2 separate regions of the Homo sapiens genome follow, and region 1 is linked to region 2. A link is an interaction called in ENCODE POLR2A ChIA-PET data of the cell type or tissue named here. Cell type or tissue: Panc1. All regions are shown on one strand. Each heading gives the region's core, and the rest is flanking DNA. Links, peaks and the distances in the headings are about the cores only.

Region 1 (7,704 bases), core at 943-5,942, 66 kb before region 2:
TTTTAGTAGAGATGGGGTTTTTTCATGTTGCCCAGGCTGATCTTGAACTCCTGGCCTCAAATGATCCTCCAGCCTCAGCCACTCAAAGTGCTGGGATTACAGGCATGAGCCACCTTCCCCAGCTTTTTTTTTTTTTTTTTTTTTTTTTAAGAGACAGGGTCTTGTTTTTTTATCCAGGCAGAGTACAGTGGTGTGATCATGGCTCACGGTAACCTCACACTCCTGGGTTTAAGCGATTCCCCCACTTCAGCCTCCCCAGTAGCTGAGACTACAGGCACCACCATGCCCAACAAATTAAAAAAACTTTTGGCTGGGCGTGGTGGCTCATGTCTGTATTCCCAGCACTTTGGGAGGCCGTGGCAGATGTATCATGAGGTCAGGAGTTCAAGACCATCCTGGACAATATGGTGAAATCCCATCTCTACTAAAAATACAAAAAATTAGCCGGGTGCGGTGGCGGGCACCTATAATCCCAGCTACTCGGGAGGCTGAGGCAGAGAATTGCTTGAACCCAGGAGGCAGAGGTTGCAGTGAGCTGAGATGGCGCCACTGCACTCCAGTCTGGGTGACAGAGCGAGACTCCATCTCAAAAAAAAAAAAGTTTTTTTTGTAGAGACAGGGTCTTACTATGTTGCCCAGGCTGGTCTTGAACTCCTGGCTTCAAGCAATACCTACCTCTTGACTTAGCCTCCCAAGGCATTGGAATTATAGGCGTGAGATACCCAGCCTGGCCTAAGAGTATTGTTTTTTAATTGTGAGTGGATTTTGAATTTTTGTCAAATGGTTTTTCTTTATCAATCAATATGAGCATTTGCTTTTTTTTTTTTTTTTTTTGAGACAGAGTCTTGCTCTATCACCCAGGCTGGAGTGCAGTAGTGAGATCTTGGCTTACTGCAACCTCTGCTCCTGGGTTCAAGCGATTCTTCTGCCTCAGCCTCTGGAGTAGCTGGGATTACAGGTGCCCGCCACCACGGCCCAGCTAATTTTTGTATTTTTAGTAGAGACAGGGTTTCACCATGTTGATTAGGCTGGTCTAGAACTCCTGACCTCAAGTGATCCACCCGCCTCGGCCTCCCAAAGTGCTGGGATTACAGGTGTGAGCCACTGCACCTGGCCAAGTGATTGATTTTTGAATATTGAACCAGCCTTGCATTGTCAGGATAAATCCCACCTGATTGTAACATATACATTTTTTTTTGTTATATATTCCTGAGTTCAGTTGTCTAATATTTTTTTCTTTTTGAGATGCAGTCACACCCTATCGCCCAGACTGGAGTGCAGTGGCACGATCTTGGCTCACTGCAGCCTCTGCCTCCCAGGTTCAAGGCATTTTCCTGTCTCAGCCACCTGAGTAGCTGGGACTACAGGCGCATGCCCCCATGCCTGGCTAATTTTTATATTTTTAGTAGAGACAGGGTTTCACCATATTGGTCAAGCTGATCTCAAACTCCTGACCTCAGGCGATCCACCCGCCTTGGCCTCCCAAAGTGCTGGGATTACAGGCTTGAGCCACTGAGCTCGGCTTATTTATTTATTTAGAGATGGAGTCACACTCTGCTGCCCAGGCTGGAGTGCAGTGGCACAATCTTGGCTCACTGCAACGTCTGCCTCCTGGGTTCAAGCAATTCTCCTGCCTCAGCCTCCCGAGTAGCTGGGACCACAGGTGCACACTACCACACCTGGCTAATTTTTGTATTTTTAGTAGAGACAGAGTTTCACCACATTGGCCAGGCTGCTCTCGAACTCCTGACCTCAAGTGATCCATCTGCCTCAGTCTCCCAAAATGCTGGGATTGTAGGCATGAGCCACCGCGCCTGGCCAGCTAATATTTTGTTGAAGATTTTTACATATATGTCCATGAGAGATATTGATCTGTAGTTTTTTTTTCTTACAATATCTTTGTTTCATTTTGGTCTCAGGGTAATGTTGCCCTCATAAAATGAACGAAGGAGTATTTTCTCTTGTTCTATTTTCTGGAAGAGATTGTGTAAAATCAGTGTTATTTCTTCTTTAGTTATCCCGCTCTACTGCACACTTCCTATGATTGTGTCCGTGTTCAGGGCCAGGTGGCAGGAGGACACAGAGAGAAGAAAGCTATAGGGGTTCTCCTTCTTGGGACTACAACTGTTTTTAAAAATAAACACACACACATACACGCCCAGGCTGGTGTCTTACTCCTGCCCGCAAGTGATCCACCTCGGCCTCCCATAGTGCTGGGATTACAGACATGATCCACAGCCCCTGGCCCACAACTCTTGATCGGAGAGGGAAAGATTTGGTTGTCTGTGGACCCTGCAGCCACTGATACTACTGTCACCACTGCTACTCCCATGGAATTGTCTCGGGGCTGGGGCACGGGAGAATGAAGAAGAGAAAAATGGAGTTCCTTTTCTCTCTCTCAGTGCTAGACCTTCCCTTTCCACTCCTCGAGGCAGAACGAGCATTTCTCCTGTTGATCCCTCTCGTAGCCCCAGTGCCCATTCTGGATTTGGCGCTGTCTTGTATCGAGGCTGGGGAATATCAGAGGAAAAATGAGAAACTCATTTCAGCTCAGTGGAACGTTGAATTCTGGCTTTCTTCCCCCGTTTCCCCGCTGTGTTTACTTTCACACTCTTCAGAGAGCTGCCCCGTGCGTGTCTGTCCATGTTTCACAGCAGCATTCAGCAGGAGAGACAGGGTGGAGGCTGCTTACTCCATCTCATCTGGAACCTAATAGCTTTTTAAACCATCACAACCATATGAAGTAGATGCTATTGTTATATACATGTGGCCGATGACAAAACTGAGGCCCTTAGAGGTTAAGTAATTTTCCTAAGATCACACAGCTAGTCAGTGGCCAACCCAGTCATCCTAGCCCCAGAGTTTGTGGTCTGAGCTGCAAGTTCCACAGCTTCAGAGGGAGTTGAATGTGACAGCTCTGTGGGGTGAGGTATGGGGCTCGCCTGCTGTGGACAGGCCCTGATATCTCACTCCCTCTAACCTGCACAGTGTGTGAAGGGAGAGTGCATAGTGTTTAGGGAATTGCTTTCTTCTTCTTCTTCTTTTTTTAGACAGAGTCTCACTCTGTCATCCAGGCTGGAGTGCAGTGGTGTGATCTCAGCTCATTGCAGCCTCCGCCTCCCAGGTTCTGGTGATTCTCCTGCCTCAGCCTCCCGAGTAGCTGGGATTATAGGCACGTGCCACCACGCCCAGCTAATTTTTGTATTTTTAGTAGAGACAGATTTTCACCATGTTGGCCAGGCTGGTCTCGAACTCCAGACCTCAGGTGATCCACCCACCTTGGCCTCCCAAAGTGCTAGGATTAGAGGTGTGAGCCACCGCGTCTGGCCTTTTGCTTTCTTCTTTGATGAAGATCTGGACTGTGGTGGGATAGGAATAGCCTTCTGTCTTCAAGACATATGCATGTATGTGCATGTGTGTGTATGTGTGTATACATGCTTATGTATGTGCCTGTGTGTAAACCATGCAGCCATGGACAGTGAGGATGTGGATCCATTCATTCAGCAAGTGTACTTGAGCCACCACCATGTATCACACATTATTCTAGTCACTGGGGATATATCAGTGAAGAAACAGACAAAAACCTCTGCTCTCATGGAGCCTCCATTCTAGTAGTCAGACAACAAGCATACAAATAAGTCAATTACATAGAATGCTAGAAAGTGCTAAGTGCTGGGGAATAAACAGGGCAGATAAGGAGGATTGGGAGTGTTGGGGTAAAGGGCAGGATATAGTTATTAACACGAAACGATGTCTGCCATGTACTCTTGAATGCACTGCCTAAACTGCGATTTCATATGACTTCCTTGTATTCCAGAGGAAACTCATTCAGGCAAGTTCAGCCCTTTATGAGGAATTCCCCTGTGGTCACATTCCAATTCCTGGACCTGCTGCCACCCTCAGAACTGCATGCTCCTTCTTCAGACTTTCTAAGAATGACTCAGGTCATTGGTGGAGTGAAGTCAAGATTTCCAACTCAGTCACCTGAAGAGATGGAGATACCATTCATGGAGCTGGAGGTCCCTGGAGATTTGGGAATTCAGATAACAAGCTAAGATAAGGGTGAGCTACTGACTTGACCTCTCTCTGTGTCAGTTTCATATTCTGTAAAACCAGGCTAATGATGGTACATTATGTGTTGTGAAGACTAAAATAATATGTGAGACGTACCTGGCATAGTACTTGGCACAGTGTAGGCACTTAAGAAAGATTGATTTATTATTTTTGCTATTTAGGCTACATTGACTTTAAGCTGACTGAGAGATATCCATGGGGATATGTCTAGAAACAGTGGACTATGTGGATAGGGAACTCGGCAGAGGAGCAAATTACAGGGATTTTGGGGGTGATTAAAATCTTGGGGGTAGATGACAACCCTACAGTGAAGAAGAAAAAAGAAAAGAGAGCCAAGCATCTCATCTTGGGGAGCACCAATGTAAATAGGCAGAAACAGGAAATGCCAGGAAAAAATCATTTTTTGTTTTGTACTTACAATGGCTAGAAAAAAATATAATTTTACTTGTTTCTCTCTCTTTTTTTTTTTTTTTTTTTTTTTTTTTTGTGAGATGGATTCTCACTCTGTTGCCCAGGCTGGAGTGTGGTGGCATGATCTCGGCTCACTGAAACCTCCGCCTCCCGGGTTCAAGGAATTTTCCTGTCTCAACCTTCCAAGTAGCTGGGATTACAGGCACACACCACCATGCCTGGCAACTTTGTATTTTGGGTACAGACGGGGTTTCACCATGTTGGCCAGGCTGGTCTCGAACTCCTGACCTCAAGTGATCCGCCTGCCTTGGCCTCCCAAAGTGCTGAGATTACAGGTGTGAGTCACCATGCCTGGCCAAATATATACAATTTTTTTTTTTTTTTGATACGGAGTCTCACTCCGTCGCCCAGGCTGGAGTGCAATGGCATGATCTCGGCTCACTGCAACCTCTGCTTCCTGGGTTCAAATGATTCTGCTGTCTCCGCCTCCTGAGTAGCTGGGATTATAGGCACCTGCCACCATGCTCAGCTAATTTTTGTATTTTTAGTAGAGATGGGGTTTCACCATGTTGGCCATGCTGGTCTTGAACTCCTGACCTCAAGTGATCCACCCTCCTCGGCTTCCCAAAGTGCTGGGATTACAGGTGTGAGCCACTATGCCTGGCCATATATACAATTTTTATTTGTCCATTATTCCAGAATAAACCTGGAAGAAAAAAAAAGAGAAAAGAAAAGGAAAGAAAAAAAAGACTAGTCTGGATGCTAAGGATGTTCATTGCTATTGGTTTCAACATTGTTTCTAGCCCTTTTCTGTAAACAGAGATTTCCAAATCAAAGTCAGGACTGACGGGTGTTTATTTAACCTCTTCTATATGACATCTGTGTCCTCTTTCTTCCACATTGTAAATTCTTGTTCTCAAGGACACAGGAGATGGTAGCATTAAAAATCCCATTTATTTTAGAATAGCATTTGTTTGATCTATATTACACAGACGTCTCAGAATAAATACGGACTGGCACCACCAGTTATTACGGAAAACAGTTGATTTTTTTTTTCTTTTGAGACGGACTTTCACTCTTGTTGCCCAGACTGGAGTGCAATGGCACAATCTCGGCCCACCGTAAACTCCGCCTCCCGGGTTCAAGCGATTCTCCTGCCTCAGCCTCCTGAGTAGCTGGGATTACAGCTAATTTTCAAGCGATTCTCCTGCCTCATCCTCTCAAGTAGCTGGGATTACAGGCATGCGCCACCATGCCTGGCTAATTTTGTATTTTTAGTAGAGACGGGGTTTCTCCATGTTGGTCAGGCTGGTCTCAAACTCCCGACCTCAGGTGATCCGCCTGCCTTGGCCTCCCAAAGTGCTGGGGTTACAGGCGTCAGCCACCGCATCCAGCCAGCATTAGTTCTACATAACTGAACTTAATGCTCATCACCAGGCCTTATGTCAATGTTTTTCTAGTCATTTTGGTTGTCTGAAGTTTATTCTCTAGTAGATTCCTCAGGAAAAGCTTATGGGCATAATATTCCCTGAGATCTTGCATGCTGATAATAGTTTGATTATGCATTTGAAGGACAGAATAGCTGGGAGGTAGAGGTGAGAGGATTGCTTTAGCCCAAGAAATTTAGACCAGCCTGGGCAACATATTGAGACTCTATTTCTACAAAAATAAAAGAATAAAACACTATTAAAATTAGCTAGATGTGGTGGTATGCACCTGTAGTCCCAGCTGCTCAGGAGGCTGATTGCACCATTGCACTCCAGCCCGGATGGCAGAGCAAGACCCTGTCCCCTCACACTGCCCCAAAAAAAAGAAAGAAAGAAAAATGATGGTAATATAACATAACTTTCTTTATAGAGACAGGGTCTCTCTCTGTCACCAGGCTGGAGTGCAGTGGCACGTTCACAGCTCACTGCAGCCTTGATCTCGGCTCAAGCAATCCTCCCACCACAGCCTTCTAAGTAGTGGGACTAAAAGTGCATGCCATCATATTCAGCTATTTTTTGTATTTTTTTCCTATTTTGACCATCCATATCAGAATTTTTTTTTTTGTATTTTTGGTAGAAATAGGGTCTCTTTATGTTGCCCAGTCTAGTCTCGAACTCCTGGGCTCAAGCGATCCACCCACCTCGGCTTCCCAAAGTGTTGGGGGATTACAGGCGTGAGCCACTGCACCTGGTCAGGGTTATTTTTCTCTTTTTCTTTCTTTTCTCTCTGTTCTCTCTTTTCTTTCTTTCTCTTTCTTTCTTTCTTTCTTTCTTTCTTTCTTTCTTTCTTTCTTTCTTTCTTTCTTTTCCTTCCTTCCTTCCTTCCTTCCCTTCCTTCTCTTCCTTCTTTCTTTCTTTTTTTTTTTTTTTGAGATGGAGTTTCACTCTGCTGCCCAGGCTGGAGTGCAATGGCATGATCTCAGCTCGCTGTAACCTCCGCCTCCTGGGTTCAAGTGATTCTCCTGTCTCAGCCTCCTGAGTAGCTGGGATTACAGGTGTGTGCTACCACGCCTGGATAATTTTTGTATTTTTAGTAGAGACGAGGTTTCACCATGTTGGCCAGAGTAGTCTAGAACTCCTGACTTCAAGTGATCCGCCTGCCTCAGCCTCCCAAAGTGCTGGGATTACAGGGATGAGCCACCGTGCCCAGCTCAGGGCTATTTTTCTCATAATAGTTTTGTATGGGATTTGAGCTTAATACTTTTACATTGCTAATTTTTATGTGAAACTAATTTTCCTGAATTTTCAGAAGGAGGCTTCACCAGAGAGTTTTTCTAACTTCACAAATCTCTTCCTTTTATTGTTTTCACGTAATGTGAAAATGACGGTGGCTTTGGTCTGAGCTTTTTCTGGCTCTGTTCCTCTCTCCCCTTTTTATCTGGATCTCTTTCTCCCCCTTTTCTTGTCTCTGTGCTGCTTAATTTTGATCCTGCTCTTAGTGGCTTATCTGTGGGTTCAGTACCATAAGGGAGCCCTGGCGGGTCAGTGCTGAGAGCTCAGGGGACAAGAACTTCTCCAGGCCCTTTAGACTTGAACGAGGGCATTGGTGCCCTTGCCCTCGCCTGCTACTGTGATGGCTGTTTCAGCAGCTGTGTGCCGCCCCCCAAAAAATGCCCATTGCACTTTCCAGGTAACACCTGTTGACTACATCTCAAGTCATACAAATCAGAGGCAAACTGAAGTGTTTATGCCCCTAAATTCATCAGTCATTGGTTAAACCCGCCCCTGGGGA
Region 2 (7,704 bases), core at 1,318-6,317:
GAGTCATAAAACCTGGATTTTCATTTTAGCTCTCCTTATTAGCTTTGTGAACTTGGGCAAATCAGTTAACCTCCCTTATCCTCCCTGGTCTCCTCCTCCTCAGAGAAATAGGCGAGTAATACCTGCTCTTCCTGCTTCCCAGGACCGTTGGAATCATTGTTGTTCTCCAACCCCCACTTTCTGGGCAGCACCTTCTCCCCTACCTTTCTGGCTCGTCCTGAAGGGGAGGCTCTTCCTATTCCCTTCCCCATTGCTTTGCCCTTGTATCTGCTCATCCTCCTCTCTCCCCTCTCCAGGAGAGACGTTTCAGAGCCCTTGCCTCCTTCACCATGCCGGTTGCCGCCACCAACTCTGAAACTGGTAAGAAGGGGGTGAGGATGTTAGCTTATTTCAGTGGTTCAGAGGGTGCCAGGCGAGGACTTAGGGGTGGGCACTTGCACAGCTCCAGATAAGAACCAACTGGCTCCACTGCTGTCCACCCTACCACTCAGCCATTCCTTCTGGCAGCTGCTGTGGCCATCTCCTCTGTGTGGGTTCCTGTGCTGGAACGGAGAAGAGAAAGAATAAGACCCATACCTGCTCCAGTGTAGGGCTGGAGCACAACTCACCTCCGTGGAGGGCAGGGGATGCATGCTCCAGAGGTGACCCGTACTATTGCTGGAGGGCAGTGGCATAGGACCAGGCCTTCAGGAGGTGGCCCCGGAGCTGGGCCTTGGAGAATGGCTTGGGGGTGGAGGGATTACAGCAGCACAGCCTGGGGCTGAGAAGTCCATAATCGCTGCCCACTAGGCCAGCATGTGCCAGAGGTGGACAGGGGGTACTGGGGACCAGGAAGCTGTGAGTGAAGGAACAAGAATACCAGGTTAGGATACCTGGACGTGGCTCTGTAGGAGGCATTAGGACAAGGGAGTGGGCCACTCAGACAAACTAGCAAAGCCTCAGTGGCAAACTGCTTAACCTCTTGGAGCTCGCATTTCTTCTTCTGTAAAGAGGCTGCTGTGAGACGCAAAGGCTGTAATGGGAGAGCACATTACTTTTAGGAATAGTCATAATTATTATGCTGCTGTTGCTGCCGCTGCCACCAAGTTGTTGTTGTTGTTTTTGAGACAAGTTCTGGCTCTTTAGCCTAGGCTGGAGTGCAGTGGCGCAAGCTTGGCTCACTGCAACCTCTGCCTACCAGCCTCAAGTCATTCTCCCACCTCAGCCTCCCAAGTAGCTGGGACTACAGGTGTGCACCACCATGCCCAGCTAATTTTTGTATTTTTCGTAAAGACAAAAATGTTGCCCATGCTGGTCTCAAACTCCTGAGCTCAAGTACTCCACCCGCCTCGACCTCCCAAACTACTGGGATTACAGGTGTGAACCACTGTGCCTGGCCTGAGTTGTTATTTTGGCATTAACCCTGTGTCCTTGAAACAGTCACCTCCTTTTGAAGACCTGAGATTTCCCTAAGATGAGATGATGGGACAAGATCAGTGTTCTTAACTTTTTTCTTTTTCTTTTTTTTTTTTTTTGAGATGGAGTCTCCCTCTGTTGCCCAGGCTGGAGGGCAGTGGTGGGATCTCGGCTCACTGCAACCTTCACCTCCCAGGTTCAAGTGATTCTCCTGCCTCAGCCTCCCAAGTAGCTGGGATTACAGGCACCTGCTATCATGCCCAGCTAATTTTTGTATTTTTGTAGAGACTGGGTTTCACCATGTTGGCCAGGCTGTCCTGACCTCAGGTGATCCACCTGCCTTGGCCTCCCAAAGTGCTGGGATTACAGGCATGAGCCACCACACCTGGCCTGTTCTTAATTTTATTGGTCCTGAGTCACTTAGAATCTGGTGACAGCAGTGAGCCCTCATCGTAGACATATACATCCATGCACAAAAGGTATATTCTACTCTAGGGGATCATGGATTCCCGTAGTGCACGCAGGACCCCAGAAGGTTAAGTTCCCTGTGCTAGAGGCCCTCTGAGGCCCGGGCAGCTGGGAACTGCTATGGTTCTGCTCTGAGTTGTCTGAACTTCCCCCTGCCTGGATGCCTCCCTCCCATGCAGCTCCTTCCCTTGCTCTAGGCCCCACTACTGCCTCTGCCAGAGGTTCCAGGGCTGCCACTTTGGGTAGAATGATTCCTCTGTGCCTCCTCTCCGAGAAAGTGAAGGGAGTGAGCCAGGGCCTAAACTGTGGTACACTTGTCCAGGAAAGGCCTCTTCTCCTTGCAGTGGAGGGATGGCACCAATGTCCCCAGCTTCTGCAGCATCAGAGGGCTCAGTCCCCCATCTCCTGTCCAGCCTGCTGGGCTCCCTGGGGTCTCCCTGCCTCTTTCAGCCTGCCTAGGCCCCACTGTAAGCTGCTTAGGCATTAATTAAACCCACCCCTGAGCCTGTGCTTAATGGCCTCTCCAGCCGGGACTGCCCAGTAAACCCACCAATAGTGCCTGACTGGGGCGTAGGAGGAGGAGCAAGCCCAGCAATTTGGCTTCGTTGTTGCAGACCACTTGATGGGGGCGTGGTGGGGGAGGATGGGGGACAGGGAGTGGAGCCTTGGGGTGTGGCGGTGGGTTCTGCTTCCTCAAAGGACTCCTGGGGCTCCTGCTCCCCTTCATGTTGTTCGAGGGGCTGCTCCTGGCTTCTCATATTCAAAGGAAGAAGTACAAAGTGTTTTTCTTCCTTCAGGCAGCCTCTGTCCTATCCTGAGCTACATTAGCTCCCAGCTTCAAAAATCTAATGGTGGATTCTGCCCCTTATTATCTGGTGGTCATTATACTTCCCACAGGATAGAGAGACAGCTGTGTCCCTGCCTCTGAGTTCAGGCTCCCCTTCCCTCCTCCTCCCCTGGGAGATCCCTGCCTTGGACTCTGCAAAGGGCAAAGCTAATAAGATCCTTTTTCCGCCCTTCCCCATGGGTCAGTATGGTTGAAGGGAGGGAAAGGGTATGGGTGTATTCCTCTTGCAGGGAGACCCCATATCTACTTTGGGTAGAGTCAGGGGCCCTTTTCCTGAGACTTGGGAGATAAATGGACAGTGGCACTGGGCTGAGAACTTAGAGATCCTGAACCTGGCATCTCCTGACCTGCAGCCTTGCTCCCTCTTCCCCTGTCACCAGATTCCCTCCCTTTTTTGGATCAAGGCTGGGATATGTGGCTGCTTTCAGGTGGAGCTGTCCCTTTAAATCTCTCCTCCATCCCTGGGTTACTGTCCTGGTGTGTAATTCTACTGTCATGGCAACCAGGGGTGCAATGCGACCTGGTGCCACTCCTCAGGGAATGTCTGAGTGGAGGCTGCAGTACCCTGATGGTGGCCTCTTGGGCACAAGATCTCAGAGGAATGGGGTCACCGGAGCGGAGCTGAGTCCTTCCCTTCTGCCCACACTTTTCCCTGTGTGCAAATGTGCCCTCATTTTTCCTTTCTGGGGAACTGAGTTCCAAGATGCCTGACTTGCTTCCTGGGCATCATCCCCTTCATTAAGAGGAAGAACTCATGGGAGATGGGGGAGGGGAAGAAGCTGCTGTGAGGCGAGGGGTAAGCAGGGCTGGGGCACCATCCCTACCCACAGCGATGCCACCTCCCCCACGTACCCTGCCTCCCAGTGGCTGACCAAGGGTGGGTAGGGGGAGGCGTCTGAGGCTTGAGGTATTTGCCCCATGCCCAAGTGAGGCTGCCTCCCGGTGGAGGGCTGAGTCGTTCTTGGGGACTTCCTTAGACTGAGGGACTATTGTAAAGGAAACAGGGCCTGGAGAGGGGACTGAGAGCAGAGGTCAGAGGGCATAGGGAGGAGGTGGCATGGGGTGTATTAGAGGAGGGGCTTCTAGAAAAGAGGGTACAGGGACAAGATGGGCCAAGACTTTTCTCCCTCGGGTCTCCTGAAGCTGGCTGTGAGGGGAGGGTCTCGGAGTACCGCGCCAGTCTTGAAGGGGCAGCATGCCTACCCCCTCCTCAAAACTTCCTGTTAGCCGCCTCCTCCCCATCCCCACCGACACTGACATGCTGGGGATCGGGCAATCTGTGGGACTAGGGCTCCCTCCCACCACTCTTCTCCCACCCGGGTTACCGCCTGCTCTGCACCGCGCAGCGCCAGTCAGGGCTTTAGCCAATCAGCAAGGCGGTCACGGCGGCTGAGCCTTCCCATTGGCTGGTTCCTCAGAGGGCGCTCCTCGACTCCCGCCTTCCCCAGCCCGGCCAGGCTTTGGCTGGGGAGGCGGTAGACGGCGGCGTGTAGGACGCTCCGGGAGTCCCCGGGTCTGGGGGCCGCCATGGCAGGCAGCCCAGGCAGCGGGGTCTCCTTGGAGGGTATATCCCTGGAGTCTTCTGAGGAAGCGGAGCTCCAGAGGGAAGGTAGGGAAGGGCGGGCCAGATGGGGGCGGGGCAGCTGGCCCCTTAGCCTACCTTCCTCCAGCAGAGTCGGGGCATCTGGGGAGGGTGGCCTGGGAGAGGTCATCTGAGGGCACCTTCAGGAGAGCTGTCCTGGGCAGAGGGCACCAACTCCCTTGGCTCAGTCCTCCCCTAGATAACGGAGGGAATCTGGCATACCCTGGCAGGAAGGGAAGGGTCCCTGCCCTGGCCTCTTTCAGAGCCCACTGAGGGCCTCGCAGGTCTCTGACCAATGCCAAGCCCCGGCCTGGGCAAGAGGGGTCTGAAGGGCAAGCTTGCACTTTTTTTTCTGGAGAAGGCAGGGAGCAGGAGGAGGAAGGAGATGGGAGTCCAGGAGTCCCTGAACCATCTCTGCCAGCTCCAGTTCCAGTGCCCCCTCCTCCCCACTCCTGTTCCTTCCTGGAGGAGGGGGGCACTGACAAGAGCATTGAGAGGCGCCAGGGGTGCATCCTCCGCCGTCCTCCGTGGCTTGGGTACTGTTATGCAGATGTAGGCATGGGCGGCATGGTGGCAGAGTAATGATACCCTTCGCCCATCTCTGCCCCCAGCTGGGCACATTCTGCTTCTCGCTTCCTTTCCCCGGAACTTGCCACAGCCTGGAACTCCCACCTCTGTCAGTGAGTGAAGGCAGCCCTCACCTCAGGTCTCGGGGGCATTGTTGCGGCCCAGCTGCAGGTGTTATCGTGTCCTCCATTATGTCCCATTTCGGGCTGAGAGTTTGCTTATCCCTGTGATGACTTGGTGTGACCTCAGCCTTTGGGTCACACCAAGGCCTCCAGTGCCTGTTTCCCTAGCTCCTGCCAGCGTTCCAGGCCTCAGCTTTGACTTCCTATCATCCATGTTAATTTCTCAGTGATTATAGATCATTGTCACTCAGAGCTGAAGGCCTGTAAACATCATCTAGCCCAATCCATCCATTTTACAGGCAGGAAAGACTGAGGCCAGTGAGGGACAGTGACTTGTACAATGTCACACTGAATTAGTGGTGCTTAGACTGGAGGCTGCAGGCCCTGGCTCCTGTGTGGCTGCCTGCTTGACTCTGGGCCTGTACTCACGGACTTGCTCCGAGTACTGTCTGTCTCATCCTTGAGCCTGCCAGGTACAGGTGGCTGAGCCCTGGGCTTCAGCCCATCTAGAGGTTGAGTGAGGAGCTTGTGGTTTTCTTTTCTTTTTCTTTTTTTTTTTTTTGAGACGGAGTCTTGCTCTGTCGCCCAGGATGGAGGGCAATGGCAGGATCTCAGCTTACTGCAACCTCCGCCTCCTGGGTTCAAGCGATTTTCCTGCCTCAGCCTCCCGAGTAGCTGGGATTACAGGCGCCTGCCACTACGCCCAGCTAATTTTTTGTATTTTTAGTAGAGACAGGGTTTCCCTGTGTTGGCCAGGCTGGTCTTGAACTCTTGACCTCAGGCAATCCACCCGCTTCGGCCTCCCAAAGTGCTGGGATTACAGGCGTGAGCCACCGCGCCCGGCCAGAGACAGTCTTGCTCTGCCACCCAGGCTGGAGTGCAGTGGCGTGATCTCAGCTCACTGCAATCTCTGCCTCACAGGTTCAAGCAGTTCTCCTGCCTCAGCCTCCTGAGTAGCTAGAATTACAGACCTACACCACTATGCCTGGCTAATTTTGGTATTTTTAGTAGAGATGGGGTTTTGCCTTGTTGCCCAGGCTGGTCTTGAACTCCTGGCCTCAAGTGATCCACCCAACAGCTTGTGGTTTTCTGGTGCAGGGCAGGATCTGCAACCTGACACCTGCTTCCCTTTCTCCCTTCTCTCCACCTCAGAGTCTCTTCCAGCTGCCTGGAGCCTCCCACCTGCTCAGGCTGGCATTACCTAGGGTGGAGAGAACAGGCCAAGGAAATTGTCCCCTTCCTCCAGGATCCCTGTCCCAGGCATTCAAGGGCCTGGGGTGCCTGTGCTGGGCAGGGAGGGGAATGTTGCCGGGGAGGGGCTGCCTTCTGTGGGACATGGGGGTGGGGAAGTGGCAAGTATTGTGGTGTGTTTTGGTCTTCTGTACCCAGCTGGTACCTGTGTATCTCACTGCCCGTACCTTCCCCCAGCCATGCAGCAAGTCCTGGACAACTTGGGATCCCTCCCCAGTGCCACGGGGGCTGCAGAGCTGGACCTGATCTTCCTTCGAGGCATTATGGAAAGTCCCATAGTAAGATCCCTGGCCAAGGTACAGTGCTCCAGGGAGGTGGGCACAAGGGCACTGTGCTTGGGGAGGCACAGTAGGGGATGGGGTATTAGCTACAGAGGGCTTTGGGAATGGGACATGTGGCACAAGAGGCCCCCCTGAAGGGGATTGTAGAAGAAAATCATGCCCAGGTGATGACCTGAGTGGCTGCAGGTAGAGGGGGCTGCCCCCACACCTGTCTGGTGAGTGCGTGGGTGGATGTTTGTTGACTGCCAGCTTGTGGAGTGTGTGATTGGTGCGGGCTAGCATGCACATGTTGGAGAATCTCTAGAATTCATCTTGCCTGTCCTTCTGCCTTTGGGCGTTTTGTGTGTATGTCTTTCTAAGGTCACCTGCCATGTATCAGGTTGGGGAGAGATTGACTAAAAGAGAAAATTATAGGACAATTTGGTAATGACAGTGATAGAGGTGGATACACTATGCATTTTGGGAGCATAAAGGACAGGTGTCTAACCCAGCCTGGGGTGGGTGAGGAGGGCTTCCTGGAGGAAGGACCACTTGAGCTGAGTGGAAGAATGAGGAAGAGGGGGAGGGCATTCTGGGCCACAGAAGAGCTTGAGCAGAAGCACAGAGGTAAGAAAGAGTCAGGAGTGTGCAGGGGATTGGAAGGGCTGGTGTGAGGCTGAGCCTCAAGTGTAAGACAATGCGAGCTGTGCAAAGGTTGGCAGGTCTGGAGGGCACTGGGGGCTGTATGTGGGTGCTTGGGCATCCTTCTGTGAGTATCAGGGAGGCTTTATGGTTTTTTTTGTTTTGTTTTGTTTTGAGAAGGAGTTTTGCTCTTGTTGCCCAGGCTGGAGTGCAATGGCGTGATCTTGGCTCACTGCAACCTCCACCTCCTGAGTTCAAGTGATTCTTCTGCCTCAGTCTCCCGAGTAGCTGGGATTACAGGCATGTGCCACCACGCCCAGCTAATTTTGTAGTTTTAGTAGAGATGGGGTTTCTCCATGTTGGTCAGGCTGGTCTCCAATTCCTGACCTCAGGTGATCTGCCTGCCTCAGCCTTCCAAAGTGCTGGGATTACAGGCATGAGCCACTGTGCCTGGCAGGCTTTACATTATTTAAGCAGGGATATGATGGCCAAATGTGGGTGTTTTGGCAGCCATGTGGAGGACTGTTGGGGGGTTATATCTGAAGTTGGAGAGGCCAGTTAGTGGCTCTT

What was found. Peaks named below come from ENCODE experiments on the same cell type or tissue, not always from the same donor. Only the 100,000 strongest peaks of a DNase experiment are listed, where the experiment ranks them.
Region 1: POLR2A ChIA-PET joins it to region 2 with 5 read pairs; 3 of 35 experiments call an interaction of 5 or more read pairs at or near these places.

The regions. Positions count from the first base shown.
Region 1 is chr17:43,962,646-43,970,349 of GRCh38, reverse strand. It overlaps a transcript of PYY not described here. Among named protein-coding and RNA genes, the nearest start is that of PYY, 13 kb to the right of the region's middle. In Panc1, for the core only: no CTCF peak of the experiment used is centred there; no DNase peak of the experiment used is centred there.
Region 2 is chr17:43,897,086-43,904,789 of GRCh38, reverse strand. MPP2 (MAGUK p55 scaffold protein 2) reads left to right here. Exons shown (of 13, transcript NM_005374.5): 2 at 297-360; 3 at 6,410-6,528. The coding sequence starts at 330. Among named protein-coding and RNA genes, the nearest start is that of MPP2, 6.6 kb to the left of the region's middle. RefSeq lists a silencer at 4,167-4,246. In Panc1, for the core only: no CTCF peak of the experiment used is centred there; a DNase peak (open chromatin) is centred at 4,049; H3K4me3 peaks cover 1,205 bases.